Linked DNA regions of Homo sapiens: all the other regions are linked to region 3. The links are chromatin contacts, found by Hi-C or POLR2A ChIA-PET in ENCODE. All regions are on one chromosome and are shown on one strand. The core of a region is the stretch at or near the end of the contact, and the rest is flanking DNA. Distances in the headings are between cores, read along the strand shown. Region 1 holds the start of DNAJC28 (DnaJ heat shock protein family (Hsp40) member C28). Region 2 holds the start of EPCIP (exosomal polycystin 1 interacting protein). Region 3 has its middle 8.8 kb from the start of OLIG1.

Region 1 (4,654 bases), core at 150-2,649, 410 kb after region 3:
CAGGATGGTCTCGATCTCCTGACCCTGTGATCTGCCCGCCTCGACCTCCCAAAGTGCTGGGATTACAGGCGTGAGCCACCGCACCCAGCCCCACCAGCTGCATTCTTATAGCTATATTTCACTGATGTGGGCAGAAAAGTGGAAGCTGATGAAGTTTAGTGTTAACATATTGTGGGGCCAGGCACGGTGGCACACGCCTGTAATCCCAGTACTTTAGGAGGCCGAGGTGGGTGGATCACCTGAGGTCAGGAGTTCGAGATCAGCCTGGCTAACATGGCAAAACCCTGTCTCTACTAAAAATACAAAAATTAACTGGAGGTTGCAGTCCCAGCTACTCGGGAGGCTGAGGCAAGAGAATCGCTTGAACCCGGGAGGTGGAGGTTGCAGTGAACCGAGATCGTGCCACTGCACTCCAGCCTGGGCAACAGAGTGAGACTCTGTCTCAAAAAAATATAGATAGATAGAATCTGGATTCTACCCCTCACTAACTAACCGTATATTTTACAAGTGGAAAGTTCTTAGAGATCATCTAATCCAATCTTCTCATTTAATGAGAAAACGTAGGTCCGGAAGGTTAAGCAATTTAACCAAGTCCCATAACAAGGTGTAAGCAAAATGGTTAGGGGTGGGCACAGTAAAAAAGGAGGCTTGCTTAACTGTCTATACCTCCAGCCGATTATAAACTGCACGAGAGTCTGCATCATCTCAAGAAGTCTTCTCATAAGACGACTTATGGACAAGGTACGTACCTGGTCTGATACTGGATTGAATAGAATCAAGTGTCCAAAAGACTTTAAGCTCCACAGCTCGCTAGGAAGGAGCTATCTGCCAGAGGCCAGAAAAACCATGATGAATTGTGAGGCCTCCCAACACGTTTGCTGCTATTGCAATAACATGGTCTCGAAGAGGAGGAAGACTTGTACACTGACAATGGCCAAAAAATACTGGAAGTGGCTTAATTGGAATTGGGATATATAAACGCTAAAACGGAGCTCCTGAGACCCCCTATTTTCTAGGCAATCGGTGCCAACGGTCTGGGAGCCGGCTGCGAAGGTGGTTATCATGGCAAGGGAGGTCGGTCCTGCCCCGCCCCCTCCTCACCTGCGCAGACCTGGGGTAGGGGTTCCGCGGCTCCCGCCCCCCTGCCGCGCCTCTGCGCATGCGTGCGCGGTCCGCCCTTCACTGCGGGTGTCCCTCCCACCGCCTCCAGCTGGTGCCTCCGCCGGGCTAGACCATTTGCCACTTTACACTGAGGGGCTCGGGGGTACGGAAGGCAGAATCGTACCTGATTGGGACAGGTGACCTTACCAGGAAAACGGACAATCTTCCGCCAAACGAACTTTACCCCGGAGGACCCAGGCAGGGCACCTCGGGAGCCTTCGTCCCGACCGGGGACCACCAGCTCCACCTCCGTCCCCGCCCCGAGCGGAGGTGGTCCGGCCGATTGGGATTGTGGGAGATGTAGTTCGCTAGAAGGGGCGATGTGCGCCTGCGCCTCTCGGGAGGGACTTAGGGGGCGTCGAAAATGATGTAAAGACCGAGTTGGCGGCGTGGGGAGTTGTGGCTCGGAGGGCGAGGGTAACTTTCTGGGGGCAGGGGAAGGCAAGGCTGTTTCCCCGGAACGGGACCGGAACAGGTTTATTCGGGGTCACAGAAGGAGTCACCTGCGCAGATACATGAGGCTTAAAACCTGCCCTTTTATTAATTCAAGTACTGTTGAGGGGCTGGCGACAGGCCAGAGGACAAAATCAAAATAGGGATCTTCTGGCTTGGAGTTCAACCACTGACGTGGGGACTGAGCATTTCCCCTCTCTGTACAGGAAGCAAGTTTTTTAACAAGGAAAAAGAAAAAGGATAAAAAGAAAAAGGCAGAGGCTTGGGAGTTTTCAGATCTGGGTTGAAAATCCTGTTTCTTCTGCTTGCACCTTAGGCAAGATACCTGCAAAATGAGAGTTGCAATAAATAGTAAACTATAGTAAATAGTATGCCATTGTGCTAAGTGCTTTATGTATATTCTCATTTACTTTTTTTTTTTTTTTTTTGAGACAGAGTCTCGCTCTGTCGCCCAGGCTGGAGTGTGGTGGCGCGATCTCGGCTCGCTGCAACCTCCACCTCCCGGGTTTAAGCTATTCTCCTGCCTCAGCCTCCCGAGTAGCTGGAATTACAGGCGCGCACCACCATGCCCAGCTAATTTTTTTGTATTTTTAGTGGAGACCAGGTTTCACCATGTTGGCCAGGCTGGTCTCGAACCCCTGAGCTAAGGTGATCTGCCTGCCTCGGCCTTTCAAAGTGCTGGGATTACAGGCATTCATTTAATCTTTACAACAGCCCTCTGAGATAAATGCTGTTATTTTCCCTATTTTACATATAATGAAATAATAATTGTATCAACTTCATTGACTTTTTTAGGGGGAGAATTACACAATGTATGTAAACCACTTGGCACTGTGCCTCGCACATTAAGCAATATTTTTTGTTATGACTGTGTCTCCTAAAAGGAGCCAGAAATAGGTATTAGCCTCCTCAGCTTCTACATCATAAACATTAGAATCATTTATTGCCATCTATGTAGGAACACAGAAAAAGATACAGTATAAACTCTGATTCTGAGGGCTTTAGTTATAAGCAAACAATCAACAAAATAACTCATGTGAAAGAAAATAGGATTTCTGGCCGGGCGCGGTGCTCACGCCTGTAATCCCAGCACTTTGGGAGGCCGAGGCGGGCGGATCACGAGGTCAGGAGATCGAGACCATCCTGGCTAACACGGTGAAACCCCGTCTCTACTAAAAATACAAAAAATTAGCCAGGTGTGGTGGCGGGCGCCTGTAGTCCCACCTGCTCGGGAGTCTGAGGCAGGAGAATGGCGTGAACCCGGGAGGCGGAGCTTGCAGTGAGCCTAGATCGTGCCACTGCACTCCAGCCTGGGCGACAGAGCCAGACTCCGTCTAAAAAAAAAAAGACCTGGCCACTAAAAAATTTTTAAAAAGAAAAATAAGGCCAGACGCAGTGCTCACGCCTGTAATCTCAGCACTTTGGGAGGCTGAGGCAGGTGGATAACCTGAGGTCGGGAGTTTGAGACCAGCCTGACCAACACGGAAAACCCCCATCTCTCTAAAAATACAAAAAATTAGATGGGCGTGGTGGCGCATGCCTGTAATCCCAGCTACTCGGGAGGCTGAGGCAGGAGAATCGTTTGAACCCTGGAGGTGGAGGTTGCAGTGAGCTGAGATTGCGCCACTGCACTCCAGCCCAGGTGACAGTGCGAGACACTGTCTCAAAAAAAAAAAAAGCCACCAAGCAAAACTTCCTAAAAGTTGCCAGTAGCCATCCCCCTCTTCTGCTTCCAGGCCCAGTAAGGTGCCTTATATCTCTCAATCTCATCCTTCTCCCAGCCTTGCTTCTAAATGCACTCCAAGGCCAGGCACAGTGGCTCATGCCTGTAATCCCAGCCCTCTGGGAGGCCCAGGTGGGAGGATCACTTGAGCCTAGGGATTTGAACCAACCTGGGCAACATAGGGAGACCCCATCTCTATTTATTTAAAAAAAAAGTAAAATTAAAATACACTCCAAGTGTCAACACTTCACGCAGAAAACAGAAATGTTGAAGTTAGCCTTGCTTCCCCAGCTGCTCAAGGACCTTTTGAAATCTTCAACTGAGTGCCCAGCGAAGGCTGGGGAAGGGGCGGGGACTGTCCATCCTCCTTCCCAATACCAGTGGTTTATCAGTGTATTCAGCCCACAAAGCAAGTCCCTTCTCTAGGTACAGGGGAAAATTTCATTAGTAAAAAAATAAGAATTTTCCCCTTCAATCCATTAAAATTATAAAAATACATAAAACAAGATAGAAATGACAGAATGTTCTCAATAAATTGACCATATAAAAGGCCATACTCTGGCTGGGCACGGTGGCTCACGCCTGTAATCCCAGCACTTTGGGAGGCCGAGGTGGGCAGATCACGAGGTCAGGAGATCGAGACCATCCTGGCTAACACAGTGAAACCCTGTCTCTACTAAAAGCACAAAAAATTAGCCAGGCATGGCACCGGGCAACTGTAGTCCCAGGTACTCTGGAGGCTGAGGCAGGAGAATGGCATGAACCCAGAAGCAGAGCTTGCAGTGAGCCGAGATCGCGCCACTGCAATCCAGCCTGGGCAACAGTGCAAGACTCCGTCTCAAAAAAAAAAAAAAAAAAAAGGCCATACTCATCCTCAGAGATTGCAACCAAACGATACATTAATTAATTTAAAAAATGTTTTAAAGGTTATATTCAGCCTAAGAATGATTCACACAAACTTTTTTTTTTTTTTTTTGAGACGGAGTCTTGCTCTGTCGCCCAGGCTGGAATGCAGTGGCACGATCTCAGCTCACTGCAACCTCCACCTCCCAGGTTCAAGCAATTCTCCTGCCCCAGCCTCGCGAGTAGCTGGGATTACAGGCGCGCACCACCACACCCAGCTAATTTTGTATTTTTAGTAGAGACAGGGTTCTGCCTTGTTGGTCAGGCTGGTCTCGAACCCCTGACCTCAAATGATCCACCTAGGGCTCCCAAAGTGCTGGGATTACAGGTGTGAGCCACTGCACCTAGCCCACACAAACTTTGGAATCTTGATTACCTCTGAAAATCTTCGGGTAGACGGGGGAGTGTCCCAAG
Region 2 (4,739 bases), core at 169-2,668, 270 kb before region 3:
ATCCACAGCTTTGCACAGCTGCCCCTTGGTCCCACGCCCACAGAACTGTGAGGCCTGCCTGTTCTTCCCACTGGGGCCTATTGACCTATTAGCTCCCACAGACACAGACACAAGCCACTGGGCACTGAATTTTAAAAGCTGATAATGTGGCAGCTTTAAGCAGTGAAAAATATTAGTGTGGAAAAGAAAGATGAGAAATCCAAGTCAGCTCTTGAAAAGCACTCATTTCCATAAATACTTTATTGAAACTGTTATTTTCAGAAAATGCCCAATTTCTGTCAGAAAAAAAAGTAATGAAAAGTCTTTTTTTTTCCTTCCAAACATATTGCATTATTTAGACTAAAAAAAAGCAAAAAACTTCTCAAGGATGGCTCTTTTCGGTAAAAAATTTTCAAACAAATGAAGTCTTTTTTTTGGTATTTTTTAAGGGTGGGTTTTTTATAAATATTATGCACAATGTTTTTGAAACATTTCCTGTCCTCAGTATACACCAACATACTTTTTGCTAAAAGCTTTCCAAAAATATGCTTATTAAACAAAGAAATAAATGCAAGACTGTATATGTTCTACTCATTTTGAATTAAAACATTCCCCTCTTCATCTTGCCTTTTGCTACATTATTTATCATGCTTTTTCACTTTTGAATAAAAGACCAATTTTTTAAAAACACGAACTATCCAATCCAAATGTTAATGCTCATCTTAGCTTACTTTCTTTTCTTTGTTTTCTAATCAGCAAACTCTATAAAGCCTGGTGTGTAAATAGGCAGTAAATATAATATTATTAAAAGATAAAACAGAGCAAAGAAACAGTATCAGCCGGTGTTTTGGGAGTTCTCACTTTTCTTTGTTTGTGATCACAATAAGGAAAAGAGATATCATATCTCTTTTCCTTAATTGTTATTTAGCATTGAAGACTAATGGAAAAGTCTAGCCAGATGTTTTAAAATAGAGACAAGATTTCAAGGAGCTATCTGTTATATTAGCTTTAAGTGAGTTTATCTTTTTAGGGTTTAAATGAGAAGACCATGTCATTCTTTGCTTAATGCACTGAAAATCTTTCATTTTAAAGGCAGAATCTCAGTAAAGAGGAATTCATATGCCTGGAAGCCTAAAAAAGTGTTTCATAGTGAAAGCCACTCATACATGTACATTATGTTCAGGAAATGCAAATGCAACAAGAAGGTGACCCTGACAATGGTTCTTCCAACCGTCACAGTTCCTGCCATGCAGCAGAAATTCTGAAGCTCTGAAAAACTGTCAGACTAGACATGCTTTTTAAAAAAGAAGAACACAGAAATTACTTACATCTGAGAGTTCCACCGTGAGGCCTCGCCTCTCCACTCCACAGACCTCTGCCTGGCCACGGATCCTTCACCCTGGCTTGACAGCTGGTTTAATCTGCAAGCCAGGGTGGAATGCGTGGTCTTGCACTTGCTGTTCTTTTCCGTCTTCGGAGGGCCAGCAGCCTGGTCATTTCCATGGCAACCAGGAGGAAGCTGCTGGCCTACCAGTCTCATTAACTACACGCAGGAGAGAACCTGCCTTGGTGACTGCTGACCACTCTTTTGGGGTTCTAAACTGGGAAGTTTCTAGAAGAAACTGAGGAGACTGTTGCTGTAGGCTGATCCCAAAGGATTGACACAAATGGAAGAAATTCTACTTTAGCAGGAAATTGAATGGATTAAATGTAGAGTACGGAGACTCCTTGATACTTTTACTTTCATGATTTATTCCACCTTTTTTGGTCTGATGAATTGTTACTTATGGTAAATGCCTGCACTACTGTATAAAGTGTCCTATCGTAGTTGTTCCAAAGAAAAAAAACTCATTTGAACTCCAAAGATAGACATTATTCTCTGTCTTTTTTAAAATTCATTTAAAAAAATATTAGAAGCCACAAAACCAATAAATAGGTAACAATTATTCTATGTACATTAACTGATAGTCCATGTGGGCTTCTATAACAAAATACCATTAGTTGGGTAACTTACAAACAACATATTTATTTCTGTAGGCTGGGAAGGCCAAGATCAAGGCAGATTTGTTTTCTGGTGAGGGTCTGCTTCCTGGTTCATAGATGGCACCTTCTAGCTGAGTCCTTACATGGTGGAAGGGAAACTGTGGTTTCTTCAGCTTCTTACAAGGGCACTAATCCCATTCATAAGGGCTCCACCCTCATGACCTAATCACATTCCAACATCTCCACCTCCTATGCTATCACATTAAGGATTAGGTTTCAATATATGTATTTTAAGGGAAGATAAATACCTGGGCCTTAACAACTGATGAAGTCTCACTAAATATGGGAAAAAAAGATAAGGCAGGGGTCCCCGATCTCCAGGCCACGGACTGGTACCAGTCCATGCTACAGTAGGAGTTGAGCAGTGGGTGAGCAAGAGAAGAAGCTTCATCTGTATTTACAGCCGCTCCCTATCAATCACATTACCACCTGAGCTCTGCCTTCTGTCAGATCAGCAGTGGCATTAGATTCTCATAGGATTGAATTGAGAATGCTATTCTATTGTGAACTATTGTGAACTGTGTATGCGAGGGATCTAGGTTGCATGCTCCATATGAGAATCTAATGCCTGATGATCTGTCACTGTCTCCCATCACCCCTAGATGGGACAGTCTAGTTGCAAGAAAACAAGCTCAGGGCTCTCACTGATTCTACATTATGGTGAGTGGTATAAGTATTTCATTATATATTATAATGCAATAATAATACAAAGTGCACAATAAATGTAATCGCTTGAATCATCCCCAAACCACCTCCTACCCCTGCCTGTCTGTGGAAAAATTATCTTCCATGAAACTGGTCTCTAGTGCCAAGAAGGGGACTGCTGAGATAAAGAAAAATCTTGCTAATTAAAAGCACTAGGAGTCTGGAGCAATTGATTTGTAATTACCCAGATACAGATTCTCCAATATGTTAAAGAAGAGAGCACCTCAGTAGGGAAATTTATTCATTCATTTATTTATTATTCATCTACTGAATCCTTACCACACACATGCACTGTGCCAGGAGATTTAAGGGGCACAGAGATCAATGTCATGGTTCTTGTCTTTAAGGAAGTTATACTATAGGAGGGGCAATTATGTAAGTTGCATCTGGGAAATGTTTGAAGGGAGATACAGACACAATGCAGGGGAATCCCAGTGAAGGTCGGCCTTTGCCAGGGAGACTGGTGAAGTCCTTGGGGAGAGGTAGTTTTGGATCTAGGCCTTAAGGGATGGCTGAGATCTGCATGGTCAGATGTGGGGGAAAGGACAACGATCTCTCATGGAGTGATTATTTGATGAACTGCGGATCCAAGCTGATGGATATATCCTTCCTCCTTTCTGCACCCAGAGAGCCTGGCACAAATGGCTTCTCGGTGGCCCACAGGATAAAGGAACTCAAGTAATTAAGAAAATTGCTGGAGCAAAGGTTTGGAGGTGGAAGAGTCCCAGGCCTATTCAGCCATTTGGAAAGCCAGTGAATCACAGCCAGAATAAAGGGAATTGAGAATAGAGAGAGGCTGCTATTGTTGGGTGATCAGTTTCAGCAAAGCACATATATGAATTCTACCATGTAAGAATAGCAAAGTGGATCTTGGTTCAAACCTTGAGTCTGTTACCTTCTTGCACATTATTTAAACTTTATAAGCCTCAGTTTCCTTATCTATAAAGTGGGTATAATAATACTTTGTTGAAAGGTAGAGCTGAGGAAAAAATGAGATAATATATGTGCACTGGATGCCTGAAGATGAGGGAGGGAAAGGCTGGCCAACAATACACCGAATACCCCAACTTTCCAGAGCAACTGTGGCTAATCCAATGGTTTGGCGTACTCAACCTCTATTTCAACATCTTTCTGTCTTGCCTGCCTCTACTGTAGAGACTGGAAATCTCTATTATTCAACACAACAGAGTCTCTTGAAGCTGAGGTTTCAGATGGGATTTAAGTTTTATTATTTATACTTGATTCAGAATGAAGTCACGTGGAGAGAGGATCCTGAGACTTTGGGAATGAATTAAGTGAGAAGAGAGAGGAGAGTACTGGGAATCTCTTGCTGGCCAGGGTCTCAGCAGATATGGCATGGTCTGTTGTGGGGGTGGCCTTCTGACTGAGTTGTTGACTGGTTGTGGCCAATATGGCATGGCTCAAGAGCTGAGGACTGTGGCACTAACTTCCTGTTGGAGAATGTGGCCTCTTAATTCAGCAACTTCCTGGTTGTGGATGAGGTAGTAGCTCCCCATGATGGTTCAATTCTATGGTGACTTTCAGAGTTCAGTCTAGAATCCATTTCTTCAGTCCTTCCAATGACTCAAGGCAGTATCTGTATATCTGAAGAAATTCCTGGTTTAAACCAGCTAGAGTAGACTCTGTTGCCTGTAACCAAGAACCCTGAATTATATACTAGTGCCTTAATTCTGTCCAATACAAGGTGACAGAGTTTGGATATATGTCCCCGCCCAAATATCATGTGGAATTGTAATCCCCAATGTTGGAGGTGGGGCCTGGTGGGAGATGATTGGATCATGAGGGTGGATTTCTCATGAATGCTTGATGCTGTCCTCACGATAGTGAGTTCTCATGAGATCTGGTTGTTTAAAAGTGTGTGGCACTTCCCCACACCTACTCCTGCTTTCCCCATGGGACACACCTGCTCCCCATTCACCTTCTCCACGATTGTAAGTTTCCTGAGGCCTCTTCAGAAGCCAAGCAGATGCTGCTATGCTTCCTGTACAGCC
Region 3 (4,718 bases), core at 1,316-3,815:
CACCTGGGGGCAGGCAGGTGGGAAGGAGAAGCTACTCTGCAGAAATGGCAGAGCATTACTACCAGAAATAAAAATAACAATGGTGCTGATAAGAGCTCATTGTGTTATCGGGCACCAAGCAGGGTTGTAAGCATTTTACATGCATGCTTTCATTTTGTAGGCACCAGCGTTATCCCCATTTTACAGATGAGAAAACAGAAACATGAAGATACAGAGACAGAAGAAGCTGAAGCCAGTTCAGGGAAGTTGTAGCAGCCAGACACAGAAAGAAATGAGGCTCTGTCTAGAAGAAAGAGAGCCCCCAAGGGTTGTCCTCTCTGTCATTGCTGTAATGTGGAGAGGGGTCATTTTCCTTCCTCCCCTTAGCTCTTGGGGCAAGGCTGGGAAACCCCACCTGTACCCCAGTGCCCGCCCCATGCCTGGCTGTGGCTGCTTCTATTAATTGCATGTCTAACCAATGCATGATCCAGGCGTCAACGTCTCGCCACTCCCTGTCTCCTCTTTCTTGAGCCTGAGACCATGGGGTCATTCTTTTAGGTCATTTCACTTTTAGCTTTCTTTTTTTTTCAGTTTCACTTTTTCATTTTTATCTGATTTTTATTTCCAAAATGTTCAGACCTGGCGGAGACTGATCTAAGAATGTGAGTAGTGAGATGTCAGGGATTGCGGATGGGGCAGAAGGGAGGCTTCACGCAGCCCGCACCCTTCAACACATACATGCTCCTCGTCCTGGTCACCACTGAGTGTTACAGGCAAGAAAATAAAAACCCTAAACTCCTCAGACAGTGATCATTAGGTGTCATTCTGTTCAAATCTTAAAAAATAGTTTGAGCAGATGAAGAATCAGTAAAGAAAGCTTGGAGGTGATTTGATAACATTTTATCTACCCAGAGGACCAATCAAAGAGAGTATTTGTATTGTGGTGATGGTGGTGATGGTGGTGGTGGTGGTGGTGGTGGTCGTGGTGCTGGTTTTGTTCCATTTGCTTGCTTCCGGTGGCTTCACTCACATGCTTCCTCTGCAGTCCTGGTTCCCCACAGCCATGGGCAGAAGGTACAGCCTATATATGAGTCTCTATCAGTGCACAGGTGTCCAGTGTAGGAAAAAATAAAATGGAACATTACAGCACCCCGTTTAATAGACAACTTTTGAATTCACTTATGACCATGGTCTCCATGGTTCTAGGGGCTGTGAGGGCATCAGAGATGCCTTTTGTATTTTATATTCACACAGACTCACAGTAACTCAGATGGAGGGCTGTAGGCTTTGAACCATGAACTGCCCCAGCGAGGCTGTTGGGGAAGGCGTGCAGGGCTGGCTGCTGTAACAGACCTGGCCACAGGAGATGGGAGAGATGGATGCTCAACCTTCCCCCTCCCATCCTCCGCTCATAAGAACCCTACTGTGTCCAAACACAATCAGGCACCAATCTCCTCTCCCATCCTCCTGTCTTCCCTCCTCCTGGTCATCTCTTCCCTTTAAGATCCTGGCTGTGTGTTGCCCGATTTGGTCGTGCCTCCAGTTGGTCACTCCACTCCATGGCTCATGTAGGCTCATGTGTGACCTCAGTAGGCTACTTGAGCTCTGGTGCCTCAGTCTCCTCCTCTGTAAGGTCAGGGTAATAACAGGACCCACCTCCTTGGGGGTTAAATGAGGCAGTGGGATAAACCGTTAAGCATAGTGCCTATTGTACCTGCCAATGCTTTTCTTGTTGCCACTGATAGAATTTTTTCCATTGTCTGGAAATTATTTCCATGGTGATGTGTACTGTGACAGCTGCTTTCAAAGGCACTAGTGTGAGGCCAGGCGCGGTGGCTCATGCCTGTAATCCCAGCACTTTGGGAGTCTGAGATGGGAGGATGGCTTCAGCCCAGGAGTTCAAGACCAGCTTGGGCAACATGGCAAAACCCCGTTTCTACAAAAAATACAAAAACTTAGTGGCATGGTGTGTTGTGGTGTGCTTGTAGTTCCAGCCACTGGGGAGGCTGAGTTGGGAGAATCACCTGAGTCCAGGAAGCTGAGGCTGCAGTGAACTGTGATCACACCACTGTACTCTGGCCTGGGCAACAGAGTAAGACTCTGTCTCAAAAGAAAAAAAAAAAAGCACCAGTGTATGCTCCGTCATTCCCATCTTCTCTTGCAATCTATTAAGAGGGTCCATGACAGCATCAGATGGTACCAAGTAAGAATGCATTTGGAATGAGCAAAGCTGCCTTCTAAACTCCTCAGCTCCTTCCAGCTCTATCTGGACCCCCACAGTATTTTTTGAGGGGCTTCTATGAGGGATCCCCATGCCAGGGTCCATTCTTCCACGCTTGGGGTCAGAGCCCTGCTAGGGCCCCCTGCTGTGGTCTGTCCCGCACCCACATGGAAGCCAAAATGCCTCTCAGAGGGAGCTGGGGGGCAGCACCAGAACCTTCCTTGTCCTCACGCTTGACTAGCAGACAATGGGTTCTTCAGAAGCCACAGCATTTCAGCTGTTTTGGCCCCAGAGGCCACAAGCTGACTGCATGTCATTCTCCACCAGCAGAGCGTCACCTCGGGGTAGCTCCAAACAGTATCAACCGGTTTGTGGTGAGTGGATAAACACCAGGCTGGGTGAATGAAGTCACAGGCTGAGTCATCCTCTGCACATGGGGGCTGAATGGGGCTCAGTCAGGCCCAGAGGAGCCTCCCCGGCAAGGTGCTGGGGGCCAGGCTCTCCCTGCCAGTGAGGCTGGGGTCCGTCCCCAATAGTCATTCCTTTGGCCAACAAACACTTATTGAGCGCCCACCTACTAGGTGTTGGCACGAGTGAGTGGTTAATAAGTGAGCGATTATTTCTCAAAATAGATTTTGTGGTCATCTAAATTCAGAGCATGTTACCCAAAGCAGGTTTCAGCCTGTGTTTCCTACACAGAAACACTTGTTAAAATAAAAAAGGAAAGAAAAGAAAAGGGAAGGGAAGGGAAGGGAAAGGAAGGGAAGGGAAGGGAGAACCAAGATTTTATTAATGTTAAGGTTTTAAATAGTAACTATATTTTGGTTCAGACTCATTAATTAATTTGCCATTTCAAACTGGTTGACAGGACAGAGTCAGAAAAATATTCTGATTAAGTTAATTAAGTTTGTCTCCCAAAGTAAAATACAATAGTTAGATTAGAACTGCTTTTTGCTACCTGGGTCTTAAGGAGAAAGTGGGCCTTGAGAAGCAAATAGGGCCAGGATGAGGTAAGTGAGGCACTTCCTTTGGGCACAAAATTGAAGGGGGCACCAAAAAACTCAGCTATCATGATAAAGAGTATTTTAATACAATTTTTTTGTAAAGGCTGAGCACAGTGGCTCACGCCTGTAATCCCAGCATTTTGGGAGGCCAAGGCGGGTGGATCACCTGAGGTCAGGAGTTCAAGACCAGCCTGGCCAACATGGTGAAATCCCATCTCTATTAAAAATACAAAAATTAGCCGGGCATGGTGGCAGGCACCTGTAGTCCCAGATACTCAGGAGGCTGAGGCACGAGAATCTCTTGAACCTGGGAGGCGGAGGTATGCAGTGAGCTGAGATGGTGCCACTGCACTCCAGTCTGGAGTGAGACTCAGTCTCAATTTAAAATATATATATTTTTTATTAAAATATATATATATTTTAATAAAATATATATATATTTTAATAAAAAATATATATATACATACACACATAAACATATATACACACACGTATATACACACGCATATGTGTGTATATATATAAAATCAAAATTGATGCAGAAATTCATGATGAACAAAATATAAAATGTTTAAATACAGACAGGAGCAGTGCTACCAATTTTTCTCAGATTCCAACAGCAAACGCCCTGCTCTCCTCCCCCTAGTTTCCCACAGCTGCCCCACTGTCCCTGCACACCCTTGGCCAGATGGGGGAAAAGCTGATATTAGCTCACAGAAATGACAGCCAGGCACTGGGCGAATTCAAATCTCCACAGACATTGCCTCTGCTGGCTGATTCCAGGACAGTGTGACAGGGTGTCACAGGGGTGGCGCTGTGTCCTGGTGGAGAGCCCTGGCATCAGGAGGTCTCTGCCTTCAAATCCCTGTCCCACCCTTCCTAGCTTCCTTACCTTGTGCTTTAGCTCTTTAAGCCTTGACATCTTCATCTGTAAAATGGGGGTGATAATGTGTTGATCTCATGGGATTCAATGAGGCACACAAGGGCTCAGCAGAGCTCCTGGAACCATTATCATTGTAGACATGTCCACGGGCAAATCTCATCCCCTCCACTCTGGGTGGGAGCTGCATTTCCTCTGTTGAGGGAATGACTCCTATTCCATTCAGCTGTTACTGGGGAGACCTGTGGGGCAGCTCCTCGTGAGGAATGCAGGATTTGTGATACCACATATGTGAGTTTGTTTTGTTTTGCTTTAAGCAAACCTCTAGAAATAGTCCTAGTAGTAGCAGTAGCAATAATAGCGCTTAGCACTTTTGCTGAGCATTTTCTCAGGATGCTAGTTAGTGCCAGGCCTGTGCTAAGGCCTGTGTTGAGCCCAACAAGAGAGACAGCAGGTGGTGAGGCTGGAGTGAGCTGTTGTCCTGGGGCCCATCCCATCCAGCAAACTTCTGGCCTCAATGTCTGAAGCCTGGGGTGTGAGCTAACATCAGCTTTTCCCCCATCTGGGCGAGGGTGGGCAGGTGTGTGTGGGGTGGGGGCAAGCACCCCCCTCGACCAGGCCTAGGTCTTCAGCC

The links. A loop is a pair of places that touch in the nucleus more often than their neighbours do. ChIA-PET counts read pairs that join two places held with the same protein, here RNA polymerase II (POLR2A). Pooled maps may share reads with other maps.
Region 1: a loop to region 3 is called in a pooled map, with 4 times the contacts of the local background. The contact joins the promoter of DNAJC28 here to the enhancer-like site in region 3. A Hi-C loop is called at or near these places in 2 of 50 pooled maps. POLR2A ChIA-PET finds 5 or more read pairs at or near these places in 2 of 52 experiments (H1 and OCI-LY7).
Region 2: a pooled map shows a loop between it and region 3 (2.2-fold over the local background). The contact joins the promoter of EPCIP here to the enhancer-like site in region 3. A Hi-C loop is called at or near these places in 1 of 50 pooled maps. POLR2A ChIA-PET finds 5 or more read pairs at or near these places in 2 of 52 experiments (HepG2 and activated T-cell).

What each region holds. Positions count from the first base shown.
Region 1 is chr21:33,490,317-33,494,970 of GRCh38, forward strand. It overlaps DNAJC28 (DnaJ heat shock protein family (Hsp40) member C28), which reads right to left and starts at 1,400. Exons shown (of 2, transcript NM_001040192.3): 1 at 1,286-1,400.
Region 2 is chr21:32,812,285-32,817,023 of GRCh38, forward strand. EPCIP (exosomal polycystin 1 interacting protein) reads right to left here and starts at 1,419. Exons shown (of 4, transcript NM_001162495.3): 1 at 1,308-1,419.
Region 3 is chr21:33,076,591-33,081,308 of GRCh38, forward strand. No RefSeq gene overlaps it. Among named protein-coding and RNA genes, the nearest start is that of OLIG1, 8.8 kb to the left of the region's middle. Within about 2 kb of position 2,566, at least 2 of the 41 ENCODE cell types and tissues checked have a DNase peak (open chromatin) inside an H3K27ac peak, as active enhancers do.